Regions from separate parts of the Homo sapiens genome. Here region 2 is linked to region 1. The links are chromatin contacts, found by Hi-C or POLR2A ChIA-PET in ENCODE. All regions are on one chromosome and are shown on one strand. Each heading gives the region's core, a stretch centred on a gene start or an enhancer-like site at or near the end of the contact. The rest is flanking DNA. Distances are from core to core; before and after follow the strand shown.

Region 1 (7,406 bases), core at 1,383-3,882:
TCTACAGAAAACAGTTTAAAACAAGGAAGTCCAAAGTCATAAATCACTCTGATAACACAGCCGCTCAAAATAACTAGTCAAATCTCTGGGTATAAGCCCCAGACCAAAAATGAAGTCCTCGTAGAGTATCTAAAAAGCAACATACCTTCTTTAAGGTGGAGAATTCCCAGCGATCAAATTGTAATCCATATAGAAAAGGTATCATCAAAAATTCCAATGATTTAACTTTTAAGCAACTCCAGATGAATCCAGGAATGATTTGACCTTGTATTGGTACTTCCATATTGTTGGCTGATGGAAAGATCCAGTAAGAACAACGCAGAATGAAGGAGGTCAGTGCTAGGAAGTACTCCAGCAAATTCATGATGCTTTCTAGATGCTGATAATAGTAATTACACCTATACAATTGAAATTAATTAAAGTTAGCTTCCAGGTCATTCTGCCTCCTCACTTTGTAAAAGAAAGTAATTGTTGCAATAATATATTTCAGTCTTTGATATGAAAACTCAAAACTACATAGTTCTAGCAGTTGAATCATTTCTAGGTACAATAGTAACTACTTCAATAGTAACTACTACTATACAGAATCAAAAGTTGAAGAAGTTAAAAGACAATGTTTGGGCGTTTCCTCAAGTTATTGACAGTGCATGCGCTTTGATGTTTCATTTGTCTTGTCAAAAGTAAGTCCAAGGAAGTGAGGAAAGCCTCTAGCACTTGGGAATATATGAGAGAAGAAAGTGGAGAAGGTAATAAACTATCCTGGCATCAGAAATGATCTCACAAAACATACCTGAAGATAATAACCTTTAGGTTATTCTGCATGTAGAATTCAAAAAGCCTATTCTGCATATTCCTAATATTTAGATATCACCTCAGATAAGGCATACATTTGCCCACTTTCAATAAACCCCCAACTTCAGTCTCCAAAATGCTTTTCCTTTTTTTTTTTTTTTTTTTGAGACAAAGTCTGGCTCTGTCACCCAGGCTGTAGTGTAATGGCACGATCTCAGCTCACTGCAACCTCAGCCTCCTGTGTTCAAGCGATTCTCCTGCCTCAGCCTCCCAAGTAGCTGGGACTACAGGCACGCACCGCTACGCCCAGCTAATTTTTGTATTGTTAGTAGAGACGGGGTTTCGCCATGTTGGCCAGGCTGGTCTCGAACTCCTGACCTCAAGCGATCCACATGTCTCGGCCTCCCAAAGTGCTGGGATTACAGTGAGCCACCGCGCCCGGCCCCCAAAATGCTTTTTCTACAAACCAAATGACAGTATGGGATAAACAACTCCTGTATAAAGTGGAAAAGCGCTGGGAGAAATTGTACCTAAAGTGGCAACGTTTACTGGGTGTTGAGTGTTCCCCTCATTCGCGCATGACCCAACCTAGAAACATTCCTAAGTTAAGCTACTTAGGAAACAAAGTTAGGGCGTCTTCCTTAGCCTATAAAAACGGAGTGGACTGCGCTGCCTCTTCACCCCGCAGCAGCAGAAACAGCCATCCCTCTTTTGGACGGGCGTGGCAGATAGAAACAAAAGGTTAAAACACAAAAGGCGGGGCGGAAGGCTGGGTCAGAGGAGCTTCTGGGGCTCACGTTCTGCTTTCTATTCAAACACACTGAAGTGGGGTTGGGGGCGGGGGGTGATGGAAAGTGAGAGAGGTGAGGACGGATACCAAGGATTGCCTGGGTTATTCCGGGTGGATCGTGAAACTGAAAGGGGCGGACGGGATGGCTCTAACTAGTGGTCCAGGCCCCATCCCCTCCATCCCTGCATCTCTGACAGTCTGTAACCTGTGGCTTCCTCCACCCCATCTCAGCCCCGAAGAAAACTTTCTGAACTCTTAGCTGTTTGTTGTAAACCTCTCCTTGACCGCTAACACAAGGGACCAATCCCCTCCAACCCAAACCTTTCTTCCTTCCATTGTTGCAGCGTTTTTATATTGTGCGTGGTATCTACAGAGCGCTCTGCAGACAGCTAAGTTATACAAACGACCCCCATATCCATATCGCTTTCTTTTGCATGACCAGGGTCAGGGCTAGGGTGGGGGCGAGGCTGGACTTGACCCTCTCAATTTCTGCATATTCATCCCTACATGAGTGCAGCTGGAAGAACGCGAAGCAATACCCCCTCACCCCACCCTTTTGAAACCCTCCTCCCCATCCCCCCAGCCCCTCATATAAAGAAGCACATAAGATAAATGCCTACTTGGCTTTTGCCTATTAAAAATAAACAAATGAAACAATTGCGCGAGTTCTTTAAAGAACAAAAGAGAAGGGAACGGGGAAAGGAGGTACAATTTACCAGCCAAACTTTGCCACTGGGCTACTCCTCTGCCCTCCGAAGGGCGGGGAGCGGGGCGAGTTGAGGGGAGAGAGGTAAACAAGACAACAGTCCCCACTCACCTTCTTCCCCACTTCGTCGCACTTTTAAGGGACATTTCCCCCGCTGCAGTCCACGAGGCGTTCGGACACTTTTTCCCGGCCTGACAGCAGAGAAAGTCGGGGCGGCAAAGTTGCGAGAGGGAGATACCCCGGCGTCCGGGGGAGAGGGGAGGAAAGAGAGTTCATCAGAGTTCCCCCTTTTGTTCCAAGTCCCGGAGCAGACAAAGAGGCGGCGAGCGGCGGCAGGTTTCTCCCTCTCACCCCTTCTTCCTCTCTCCCTCCCCTCCCTCCCCGCCCCCTCCCTCTCCCCGCATCTCCCGCCCGGCTCGGGAACCTCCGAGGCGAGCTGGGGCTGCTCGGTCCCCAGTTCATCACAACTCTGCCCAGACGGTCTCCTCCCACTGCCAGGCTCGAAACTTTCCCCGGGAGATGCCAGCCCTGGCCCCCTCCGCACCGCGCACAAGTCTGGGGTGGTGGGCAGGGGATCTCCAAAATCATTGTTTCCCGGAGATGCACCTCTTTGTTTGCACTTTCCCTGCCAATCAATGTGAAACATTCACTTGGGCGTCGAGTTTCTGTCCATTTTTCGTCATCCCAAGAGACAAAATGCAAAGGGTAGGGGGTCAACCCTAGATAAAGGCGCTTACACAATCAGAGGTGGGGCGCAGGCTAGGCTCTTCATCCTCCTTCCTCCTCTCGGATTCACCCTCCTCCCTCCTCTCGGATTCACCCTCCTCCACCCAATACACAGAACAACTCAAAGGGGCTCCAAGTGTTAGGAAACTCCTCTCCCGCCCTTCCCCACCTACCCCCACCCACGCTGTCCCTCTGGAGAGCCCTCTAATTGGCAGGACAAAGGCCAGCTCCGGGTTCGGCCGGGGCCTCCGCCCATCCCTCGGGGCTACCTGTTGCTGCAGGCGCAGCGCAACTCGGTCCAGGGGCTCCGAGGAAGAATTCCCAGCTCCAGCATCGCGCCCACCTTCTCAGGCCCCGAACTTCCCCTAATCTCAAACTGCGAAGGCAAGGCTCTCAGGATGACCAGGCGCCCTCTGACCCTACAGCCAGGCGCTGCTCACTCGTCCTCTTCCCTACACCACGTCCTCGTGCTCACCCCAAAGATCTGACTCGGGGTCCCAGGCCGCCTCCTCATCCTCCACCCCCTGCCGCGACACGTCCCAGCCGAGCATCCCCTCTTTCCTTCCCCTCCCCCACTGCCTTGTCCGGGACAAATCAGGTGTCTCGGACCAGGAACAGCTCCCGACCCTTCCCCAGGTCCCTTCCAGTCATTCTCAACCTCCAGAATTGGGACCCCATCCACATGGTCCCCCACCCCTCGACCCTGATCCCAACTTCGGGCCATAGCATTAGCTCGCTGAGTGACTCAGAGCAGCACTCGTTTTCCTTCTAGATCCACTAGAATTGAAGAAAAAGAAAGCAGGGAGGTGGGGGAAATGGGAGAGAGTAGGGGCCCGCATGGGGAAGCAATTTCTAGGGCAAAAGAAAAAAACATTTCAATGCGAACACCCACCCTCCAGTTGGTATCCAGCCCGTCGCGCACCTTTGCCTCCACCCTCTTTCCTTTCTCCCCATCCCAGACTTGGAATCCTTTCGGGTTGGTGAAGTTTGGGGGTAGAAGGATGAGGTAGACGGAACCTTGGGGACCTGGGGGCTATGTCCTGGGTTGGCTTGCGGGGGGAGGGGCATTAAGAGGAGGGCTCCCGCTGGGTCCGGAATGTGGTGGCGGTAGGTCCCTGCACCCGCCCGGCGACTCCTTGCCAAGGTCTCTCCTCCAGAGCAGAACAAAGACGCCGCGAGGAGAGCTTCTGTCCTCGCCTCCCCCGCCCCGCGCTTCACTCGCACCAGCCCACGCCGCTCTCGGAAACTTTACAACCAACTTCCCCTAGAGTTCGTGCGCGCGGCGAGTGGGCCAGAAGGAGAAACCGGGACAATCGCATCCCGGGACCAGAGATGCCCTCTTCCGCGTCCCCTCCTGGACAGGGAGCACCACCTCTTGCACCGCCCGTCCCAGTCTGCGAGCTGGGCGACCCGCGGTGCCAGGGCGAGCGGAGCACGCGCTTTTCCCAGCCCCTTAAGCGAATGATGTTTCTTTAGTCTGGACGCGTACAGTACTGGGCAGTGGGGTCGGAGATAAAGAAGCGGCCGCCGGCCACGCGCAGGGCCGCGGCTCTGGCCGCAAAGTGAGGCCGAGAGCGCAGGAAGAGCACGGGTGTGAGCCGCGCCCGTCGGGCCGGGTTCCTGCGCGTCCCGTTCCGCCCTCGGATCCCAGCGAGCAGCCGCGAGGCAGGACTCAGGGACCGCCCGGGCGGACCTCCTGGAACGTCGGCCTCCTCACCTGCGGGGAGCCCCGACACCTGCGCCGTCTCCTTGCGGAGCCCTGGGTCTCTTGGGCAGTCAGTCGCCTACTGGAAGCTCAGGAACCTCATCTTAGGCGAGGAATCTTGAACGCACCACAACCAACCACAAAGAGAAAACAGCCCCCACCCACTCCTGTCTGGCACATTTTCCTCTTTGTTTAATTATGTTGACTTCCAGAATTCTCTTTTTGGGAGAAGCCTACCCTCCCCCAGACAAAACCTTTCCTTCTGTTATCCTCAGGGATCTGCGTGGAAAATAATGAAAAGTCAGTACTTTGAGACAATTCCATTCTGTTGCCTCTCGAAAATGCTCCAGGTTATAGGGTAAATCAACCAAGATAGAATTTTTGACTTCGAAATAACACCCAATACTCCGCTTACTAATCAGAGCTATTAAAACATTACCGATCCTTTGAAAATGTTTACTGTTTGTTTCTCTCTTTTTTATGGGAATGAAGAGTAAGGGTCATTTGCTAGGTGCAAAAGTCAATATGGCCTTAAGAAGGCTTTCTTCCTGCTGCCTGTCTTTATGAAATATTGCTCTCAGAGCTGTTTGAAGTATCTCCCTTTCCCAACCTGCTTGTGAACAAACATTTCTTCCTGGAATCTTGGTCTTCAACAGGTCAGAGCTCCCCCATCTCTGTAATAAAGCCCACTCCTGGGACAATGTATGAGCTGTTCACTCCTACCTTTTAAAAGCATACCATCTTTTCTCAGATGCCACCACAGCTTTAATATATTTTTAAAGAGTTAATTAACATCATCTAGGCTCAAAGATGGATATAGCAGAGCATATCAGCCAGGTATCTTTTCTGTACTAACAGGGCTGGGGCTCCACCAGTATGTCATGGGCTTCCTACTGGCAGGCCAATGGCATCTTACTCTTCCCTCTCTGCTTCCCCATTCAAGGGCTTCCTGTGGCTGCCAGACCCCACTTTGCCAGTGCAGAGGGGCAGGGCAGAGGAGCCAGGCAGTTAATTCCTCTCAGAGCAGCCCTCAACCAATCAAAGATAGGTGTTGAGGCCAGGCATGGTGGCTCACACCTGTAATCCCAACACTTTGGGAGGCTGAGGTGGGTGGATCATTTGAGGGCAGGAGTTCGAGACCAGCCTGGCCAACATGGTGAAACCTTGTCTCTACTAGAAAATACAAAAATTAGTGGGGCGTGGTAGTATGTGCCTGTAAACCCAGCTACTCGAGAGGCTGAGACAGGAGAATTGCTTGAACCCATGAGGCGGAGGTTGCAGTGAGCCTAAATAGTGCCAGTGCACTCCAGACTGGGCAACGGAGTGACACTCCATCTCAAAAAAAAAAAAAAAAAGGTGTTGATATAAAAATACTCCAGCTTCCCCACTGAGCTTAGGACTACGGTAAATTGTACTCTAGTCTCCCAAAGGTGCCCAACTTTGAGTTTCAGATACACACAGCAGTAACCTCCCCTTTAGGGAACAGTGTTACCTGCCTGCCATCCTTCCTTCCTTTCTTCCTTCCCTCCTGGTTTCTCTACTTATTTCCTTCACTCTCTTCCCTGCCAATGCTTTCTAGGATCTCATCCCAAATAGATTACAATACTTGCCCTCAAATCCTACCCTTTGGGTCAGTTTCTGGGGAAACACAACTAAGAAACCTCTTATATATGTTCTTTCTAAAGGGAGGACTCTGTTCTATTTGGAGAATGAAGTTACAAGATCCGATTTTCTCTAAAAAAGAAGTTATTTAATTAATGAGAAATGTCTTGAGTTATCTAGTTCATTTTCTATGTAATAGTTTAAAATTAGATAGCTTACTGAAGGAAACGTTAAGTAGCAATAAGTAGGATCATATGTCATACGTGAAAGTTTTGCACAGAGAGTCATTAAACAGAAAGAAGCTCCGTAAGTCTAATGCTAGCAATCAGCAATGCAACAGGAAATACTGTTAGAATCACACTTTTGAAAAATTAGTTAGAAGTAACATAGCTTTTGATTGAATCCCCAGTGAGAGTGAAGGAGTATAATAAACATTTCCCATACTATATGACCAGTGAGAGATCCCACAGTGTCTTTCTGCAAACTTCTTATAGCATTGATTGGCCAACTACTTAATGCAACATTTTTCTTTCTTTCTTTCTTTCCTTTTTTTTTTTTTTTGAGACGGAGTCTTGCTCTGTCGCCCAGGCTGGAGTGCAGTGGTGCCATCTCGGCTCACTGCAACCTCCGCCTCCTGGGTTCAAGTGATTCTCCTGCCTCAGCCTCCTGAGTAGCTGGGATTACAGGTGTGCACCACCACACCCAGCTAATTTTTGTATTTTTATTAGAGATGCGGTTTCACCATGTTGGTCAGGCTGGTCTCAAACTCCTGACCTCAGGTGATCCACCCGCCTCGGCCTCCCAAAGCGGTGTGATTACAGGCGTGAGCCACCACACCCAGCCACAACATTTTTTCATATGTGTGAAATGATATATTAAATATCCTCTTAGCCACCATTATGAATAGGTCATCAACTGTTCACATAATTATAGGCGCCTAATGCTGTTCCTAGCTCCAGAATTTTCTTTCTTAGGTTCCTTTCACCTCTGCTTTTCTGAAGTTATCACCGTAGTAGTCATTAGTACTATTCAGCAAATTTTTCTTACTCTCTGGCTACATGGTAGAATGCAATTCCCTGCCTACC
Region 2 (7,406 bases), core at 3,647-6,146, 410 kb before region 1:
CAGGCCAACTATAAATACTCAGCCACAATGGAGTCTTTGTCCTGCTACTACTCTATCTACAGCCTCATTTCTTTTTTTTTTTTTTTTTTTTTTTTGAGATGGAGTCTCGCTTTTTTGCCCAGGCTGGAGTGCAGTGGCGCGATCTCGGCTCACTCTGCAGCCTCATTTCTAACCCTGGAAACACTATTCAGATAGCTTTATTCTAAATATCAAGTAATACACATTTACATTTTCAGGACTAGTTCACACAAGAAATAAAACTTTTCATTGATGAGAAACTGACCGATATAATTCTCAGTGGTACAATATTTCTTCATGAATTTTCTTGAGCCAAAATATACTGACAGCCACATTTCAAAATTGAAGAAGAATTTTAGGATGAAAACAGATATAGTAAGTAGGGCCAATTATTGTTCCCTTTGAATGAAGTTGTTAAACTTTGTATATTTTTGTAGAGAGCTTTCAAAACAGAAGTAGTGCTGTGACCAGTCAACTCAATTAAGGCCTGCTCTGACGCCAGGTTAAGAATCCAAAGAATACATGGTTCTCCCGTTCCACATCCAGATAGCCTTTAAACAAGTCATAGAAATTAGCACTCAGGAAAAAAAGTTTAATAGTATAAACAACTGCACTCTGCTTTCCAATTCAAGTCCTAACCCAACAAAAGCCACATTTAGATTTCTTACCATCTAAGAACAGGTGGCCTTAATTAATTTATTAATTAAATAATAAAACCAATACCACCTTGCCTCTAGACAATATATAATGATGTATATATAATATACATCGAACTACACTCCAGGAAACAATCCCATGTGGTCATAGAACTGAGCAGAAAATGTATAGAAAATATTCAGACACAAGTTGGACTTGTTATATTTATATACCTGTAGTATTGGACAATCAGACTGAAGAAGTTGGAGAAGGAGAAGAGGGAAAGGAAGAAGAGCAGAAGGAGAAAACAAACAATATCTTTTGCACATAAGTATATTATGATTTTTATATCAATAGCAATGAATGATAAAAAGCAACATAATCATAATTAAATAATCCAAACTAAAATGATGAAATTCTACTTTTTACAAATAAGCTACTCAGTGGTTTTATTTTTTCTTATTGTGAGTTAAATTTTGGTAAATTTGGTCTTGTGCTTGATGGTGAATGGCACTCTAAAAGGAATATAGACATATATCTCCACAGCAAATAGTCTTCATCCAACAATTTGACTCTCTATATCTCTTCATAAATAAAAAATCCAAAATATGGAAAAAAGATATTGTAAAAAAAGTCTGTCTCAACTAACAACAACAACAACATATATTCTTTGGCGTAAGACTCCATATTGCATAATTTGACATGTTTTATTCTTATTTTCTGATGTTGTCTTTTTTTTACAACTAGACCGTAAACTCCTTGAGGGCCACAACTGCATGTTTTTCATCTCTCTGTGTCTTGCTGCTGGTCGGTACTCATTATTTGTAATGTATAAGTCAAATCAGATAGCCAATCAGCAACTGAGATAGTTTTCCTAAGTGGTCAAATTATGACACTGCAGGGTAATTCTAGCTGTCTCTTCAAATACCCATAGGAATTTTGAATTTACAATGTAGATCTTTATAACAGATCAATTCCTGGCAATGTGCTAGTGTTTTATACCAGTGTTTTAATGTACTTCAGCACACATGTCAAAAAAATAAGGGAATCAAGAATGAGCTCTTAGAAATAAAAATTATTTTCAGTTCTGGGATACATGAGCAGGATGTGCAGGTTTCTTACACTGGTAAATGTGTGCCATGGTGGTTTACTGCACCTATCAACCCATCACCTAGGTATTAAGCCCAGCATGCACTAGCTATTTTTCCTGATGTTCTAACTCCCCCCATCCCCACCCTGACAGACCCCAGCGTGTGTTGTTCGCCTCCCTGTGTCCATGTGTTTTCATTGTTCAGCTCTCACTTACAATTGAGAACATACGGTGTTTCATTTTCTGTTCTTGCATTAGTTTGCTGAGGATAATGGCTTCCAGCTCTATCCATGTCCCTGCAAAGGACATGATCTCATTCCTTTTTACGGCTGCATAGTATTCCACGGTGTATGTGTCCACATTTTCTTTATCCAGTCTATCATTGATGGGCATTTGGGTTGATTCCATGTCTTTGCTATTGTGAACAGTGGTGCAATGAACATACACATGTATGTATTTTCATAATAGAATGATTTCTATTCCTTTGTATATATACCCACTAGTGAGTTTCCCAGCTCAAATGGTAAGAAATCAAAATTTCGATTGCTGAAAAATATTAGTGAAAGGATTAGAAGATAGAGTCAAAATCTTCCAGATCATAAGGACAAAGACAGGAAGATGAAAAATATGAAGGACAGAGAAGAGACGCAGAGGCTCAAATCAGAGGACGCAACATCTGACTGATAGGAGTCCCATTAAGAAAGACCAGAGAAAACCTTGGGAAAACATATCAAAACAATGCGAGAAAATGTCTCAGGGCCAAAGGGAGGCGTAGTTTCCAGATTTCTCTAAGTACCAATCAGGATTAATAAGACCCAAACATCATTATGAAATCTGAGAACACCGAGATTAAAAGCAATCCTAAAAGTTTAATGACAGAAAACAACATTGACTCTAGACAGAGAATTCCTTTTTTTAAGGCTTGTATTTCTTCTCCCAGCAAGAAAAAACAAAGATCAAAAACTTGAGAGTTAACAAATTGTGCAAGAAGGTCAAGTTTGAAGCAAACTAACTGTTGTATGGTTTCAATCAGCGATAAAATTAAATAAAGAATCTTCATTTGGCCTCTTGCATTTGACCCCTTTCATAGAGAGATACAGGGGTCAAGAAATTGGAAAAGTATGTAATCAGAGCATCCCAACTGGCCCTTTGTTGAAAAGTATTTGCATATATAGCATAAACACTGCTTACTGGCTTTCAATTTTTAGTATCAAGCTGAACAGGAACCATGAGAGATTTCATAATGGTTACAGAACAGCATTGCTAACAACCTTAGAAATAGGAAGTAAATATACAGTTTATATATGTTGGAAAGTAGAATGGTGCAGAGAGCTAAAGAAAAGAATACAGTGCCTGTATCTTCAGCTCATGAAGTAGATTTTTAAATATACCACGTAAAATTACCCAAGAAAACCAGAAGGAGAGCTTTTTAAAAAGTAGTATCATTAAAAATTTCTGTTGAGGAAAATTATAAGACACAGAGACATTCCTCTTGATTGAGACTGTTGTTGAGATTGCTTTACATTTGATGCAAAGTCCGTATATTAGTAATGAACAATTAAAGATCAAGAAAAAGCACATGTGCATATTAGTCTAGTTTACAGAAGGCATTTCTAGAAACTCACATGAAGCACCACTTAGGGACACATTGTGCAAGAAACAGAAAATGTGTCATTTAATTTATAGGCCAGATAAGATCATGTTCATTCTGACATTGTACCCCACAAGTGACTTTGGAGGCTTATGAAGGCATATTTTGGCATGAGTTCATCTTTAGAGTGCCTCTGTGCTTAACATGTACTTTCTCATTTCAAATGGAGAGGAAACTGGCTGATGTAATGACCCTGCCAGAGAGGCCTCCTCAAAATGCTGGCTTTGTTGGGATGGGAACAAGTCCCAAACACTTGGTACTTGTCTGGTCAACTGAAAGAGCTGGTAACACCATTTCTTTTGAAATTCCTTTGTTCTTCAATATAAAATGTTCTTCCTCTGCTTCCATCAGCCTACACTTTTGCAGGACTTTTCTTCCAAATATTCAGGCCACGTTATTCATATATTTTGATTGTCCTTGCATGAAGAAATGATTTTGCAACTACATGAAAAGTGGAAAGGCCAGCACCATTGATCTCATTTTTTAAATGGACAAAAAGGTACAAAGTTAGTGACATTATCACCATAAAGTAGCACCAGAATTCCTGTTTTCCGACTTCCTAAAGAGCTTCTTTTTGAGCAACAGCAAAGTTATCTCATGGCACTTTAAAGATGTTGCTGTAGAAGTTCAAAAATTCAAGCCAGAATAGTGATCATACAACCCACAGCAAATAGTCATGGTGGGTTTCCAGTCCTTAGCTAGTTTAATTCAACATGTTTGAAAAATAAAATGAAAAACTTGAGCTCCAAATGTAAATGTAAATGTAAATATTTATATATGGAGATATATATCTCCAAACACATATGCTTTCCCTAAGTTTACCTCAAAAGAAAACTAGTTATTTTTAAAATTAACATTAAAAATGAAGGCCCTTTGCATTGACTCTGAACACAGAAAGTTAGGAGAGAGAAGGGGAGAAAAAGAAGGGGTAGGGAGAGGGAATGTCTTTTCACTTACTTCAGCAGGATTTGGGTAAGCATCATATAACACAACTGTGTTTCTGAAACATTTTTCATATACTTCCTAAGTATTTCATGAACTCATATGAACACAGGGGGGAAAGTAAACTTACACAGGGCAGGAAAAAGAGAAAAGTTTTTTGGTGGAATTTGAATTAATGAAAGTACAAATAATGAAAAATAACTCTGCAGTCAGATTTCAGGATTTACTGGATGTTTTCCCTTCTAAAGAGTCTGAGGGTTACAAAAACTTCTTTCCAGGGAAAACAACGAAACTCATATGAATCCTGGGTTTTTCCTTTGAGGGAAAGTTTATTGTAAACAGAATTGTAAGGGAGGGAGAAAAGTGCCTATAGCGAGCTCTGGCATTAATGAAAACTTGCAGCCACCTTCAGAGCTGGTCCTGTCTGTCAGAGAGTCAAGAGTGCCCTGGAGGAGAAGTGCCTCCCATCACATGAGCCACGTTTGCCAAATAGAAAGCAAAGCCTGGGAACTCGTCCCCCAGAGCAGTCGGCTTTGGTTCCATTTCCTACCAGAGCAAGCAGACGGGAAGCATTTCAGCCTGACAAAGAGGCATGCAGAAGCCAAGGCTAAAAGTAGACTGCATTTCAGAGGTTCTAACACTGAAAGAACGGAAACCATATGGGAATTACTTTATTATTCAGCTGAAGCCTTCAGGTGGCTTTAAATTAAAAGGAATATTGTCAACCACATCCCTGGGCTTTTTTTTTTTTTGGTCCCCTTCTCCAACCCTCCCCCTCTTTTCTTTTTAAACTTTACAAGCACTGATTTAGCAGTGGAAATTCCCCAAATATAAATTAAGCATTATATCCACCCAAGAAATTCTTCCTGGCACTCAACCAGTAGAACAACATTAAAATCTCTCATATAATTCTTGGGAGAATAAACTAGAGGGTGTGTGTGTGCGTGTGTGTGTGTGTGTGTGTGTGCATGTGCGTGTGTGTACATACTTTGAGTTTTTTCCTTCTTTAGAATTATGTTTCATTATATAAAGATATTCACTGACAATTAGACATACAGTGTCAGAAGGGATGTAATCTCCCTACAGATATTTAACAACGATACTGAAATGTAGGTCACACCTCTAAAAACTGATGCCCAATTTTTGTGCATCAATAACTACCACATGTACAGATTTTCCACCACTGCTGCCACCATCACAACTGTGAACATCCCCTCCACAGCCCAACATTGAGGCCTTAATTCCTATAACTCTAAAGAGATAAGAATGCTGACTGCATTACTTAGGACAGGCTGGATAATGCTGCAGGAACACACCACCTCTACCTAAATCCCCATGACTTGTAGTAACTGAAGCTTAATTCTTGCTTACATGACATGTTCAACCTCGGTCGGGAGGTCTTTCCATCATAGCCCCTCATCACATGACCAGACTGTGTAGGCTCTCTCGTGGCCTGTGCTTCAACCAATGTAAGGGGAAGGGGATGAAGCAAATCACATGGCAACTCTTAAAGCTTCATCTGGGAAGTGACACATGTGACTTCTGCCACATTTCATGGCAAGCCACTTTCATAGTCATGCCTAGACTTAAAGGAGGCAAGAAAGTACAACTGTGCTGAGTGTGCCCAAGGAAGGCCATCAGAATATCTGTGAGCCTTCCTAATTGCCATAGGAGTCTCACAAAGGCTTGAAAGAAACACACACACACACACACACACACACACAGACCTGTACCAGAGCACATAAAGACTATCATTTGATTCCTAAGGTACACAGATCCCATCTTCTTCTTACTTACATTCCTAGCACCCAGTGCAGGGAACTCAATGTCTCCTTGACGAAAGAAATAACAGAGCAATGGGGCCAATTGTCTCTGATAGGTCTCACTTCTTAGCACCCCAGGGTTAATATGGCAGGTTAAGCTGGAAATTTCTTTCTGCTTTTAAAAACAACGATAACAACAGGCTGGGTGTGGTGGCTCAGGCCTATAATCCCAGCACTCTGGGAGGCCAAGGCCGGCGGATCACTTGAGGCCAGGAGTTTGAGACCAGCCTGGCAAAACCTTGTCTCTACTAAAAATACAAAAATTAGCTGGGCATGGTGTCACACACCTGTAGTCCCAGCTACTTGGGAGGCAGAGGCAGGAGAATCGCTTGAACCCAGGAGGCAGAGGTTGCGGTGAGCTGAGATCGTGCCACTGCACTCCAGCCTGGGTGACAGAGCAAGACTCTGTCTCAAAACAAAAACAAAAAGAAAGAAAAAAAAAAAACAGAAAAAATGAATGCGTGACATCATCTATGTTCTTTAAGTACATCTCTGGTTCTCTATAGGACAGTGAAGGAGTGTTTAGTCTCTAGTAAGCTTTCTGAGACAAAAATTCATAAAGATACATGGAAGAGTTTCCTTGCTAGACATTTAAAAGAAACCAAAAGAATATTTTACCACTCACCTACCCCTTAACACAAATGCAAATTTTTTTTCCCATTAAGCGCTCAGGGACAGAGTATTCCATTTTAACACGAATAAGTCTCTCTTATACATAAGAAACAGCAAAAGAATATCGTATAAATCTTGCTTTCCCAAGAAATAGTCCAAAAAAAAAAATGTGTTATCTGAGAGAGAAACTAGAAGGTCAAATGGGAAAAGAGACACAGAAGAAGAACCTTATTTTCTCCAGCTCAGAAATACTTCCCTACCATTCCTTCTCTGGTACATTAACCTTGCCCTACTCCCTGAACTTTTAATGGGGAAGAGTGAAGGAAATTTATTGGTGGGAGACTTAGGAGGCTTTTAGTAATGTTAGAATACTGCTTACTGTTTACTAGATACATGGAGAGACTTAAATAAAAAATTCATGCCAACAGTATCTGTACAAGCGACCAGCTGTTCTTATTTATTCCAACAGACATGGTTACATAGGACTCCAGGCTCTATTATCCAGGCTCAGACAGCCACTCTGGCAACAACTGCACAGGGTTTGAAGCATTTCAGGTCCCAGAACAAGCCCTTCATTTCACAGAGAAGTGCTGAAGATCGTTTATTCCAGTAAGAACTCAAAATTCTACCCAAA

The links. Hi-C counts contacts between places; a loop is a spot of excess contacts on that map. ChIA-PET counts read pairs that join two places held with the same protein, here RNA polymerase II (POLR2A). Pooled maps may share reads with other maps.
Region 2: a pooled map shows a loop between it and region 1 (4-fold over the local background). The contact joins the enhancer-like site here to the promoter of CASC15 in region 1. A Hi-C loop is called at or near these places in 1 of 37 single-sample maps with no recorded cell type and 8 of 50 pooled maps. POLR2A ChIA-PET finds 5 or more read pairs at or near these places in 1 of 52 experiments (WTC11).

Annotation. Positions count from the first base shown.
Region 1 is chr6:21,661,639-21,669,044 of GRCh38, reverse strand. CASC15 (cancer susceptibility 15) reads right to left here and starts at 2,632. Exons shown (of 12, transcript NR_015410.2): 1 at 2,400-2,632; 2 at 146-398. It overlaps LOC124901483, which reads left to right and starts at 2,985. Exons shown (of 3, transcript XM_047419653.1): 1 at 2,985-2,993; 2 at 3,230-3,398; 3 at 4,087-4,504. The coding sequence starts at 2,985. The coding sequence ends at 4,490. RefSeq lists a silencer at 3,073-3,367.
Region 2 is chr6:22,069,286-22,076,691 of GRCh38, reverse strand. All of the region lies in intron 8 of CASC15 (cancer susceptibility 15), which reads right to left. Among named protein-coding and RNA genes, the nearest start is that of NBAT1, 74 kb to the left of the region's middle. Within about 2 kb of position 4,896, at least 12 of the 41 ENCODE cell types and tissues checked have a DNase peak (open chromatin) inside an H3K27ac peak, as active enhancers do.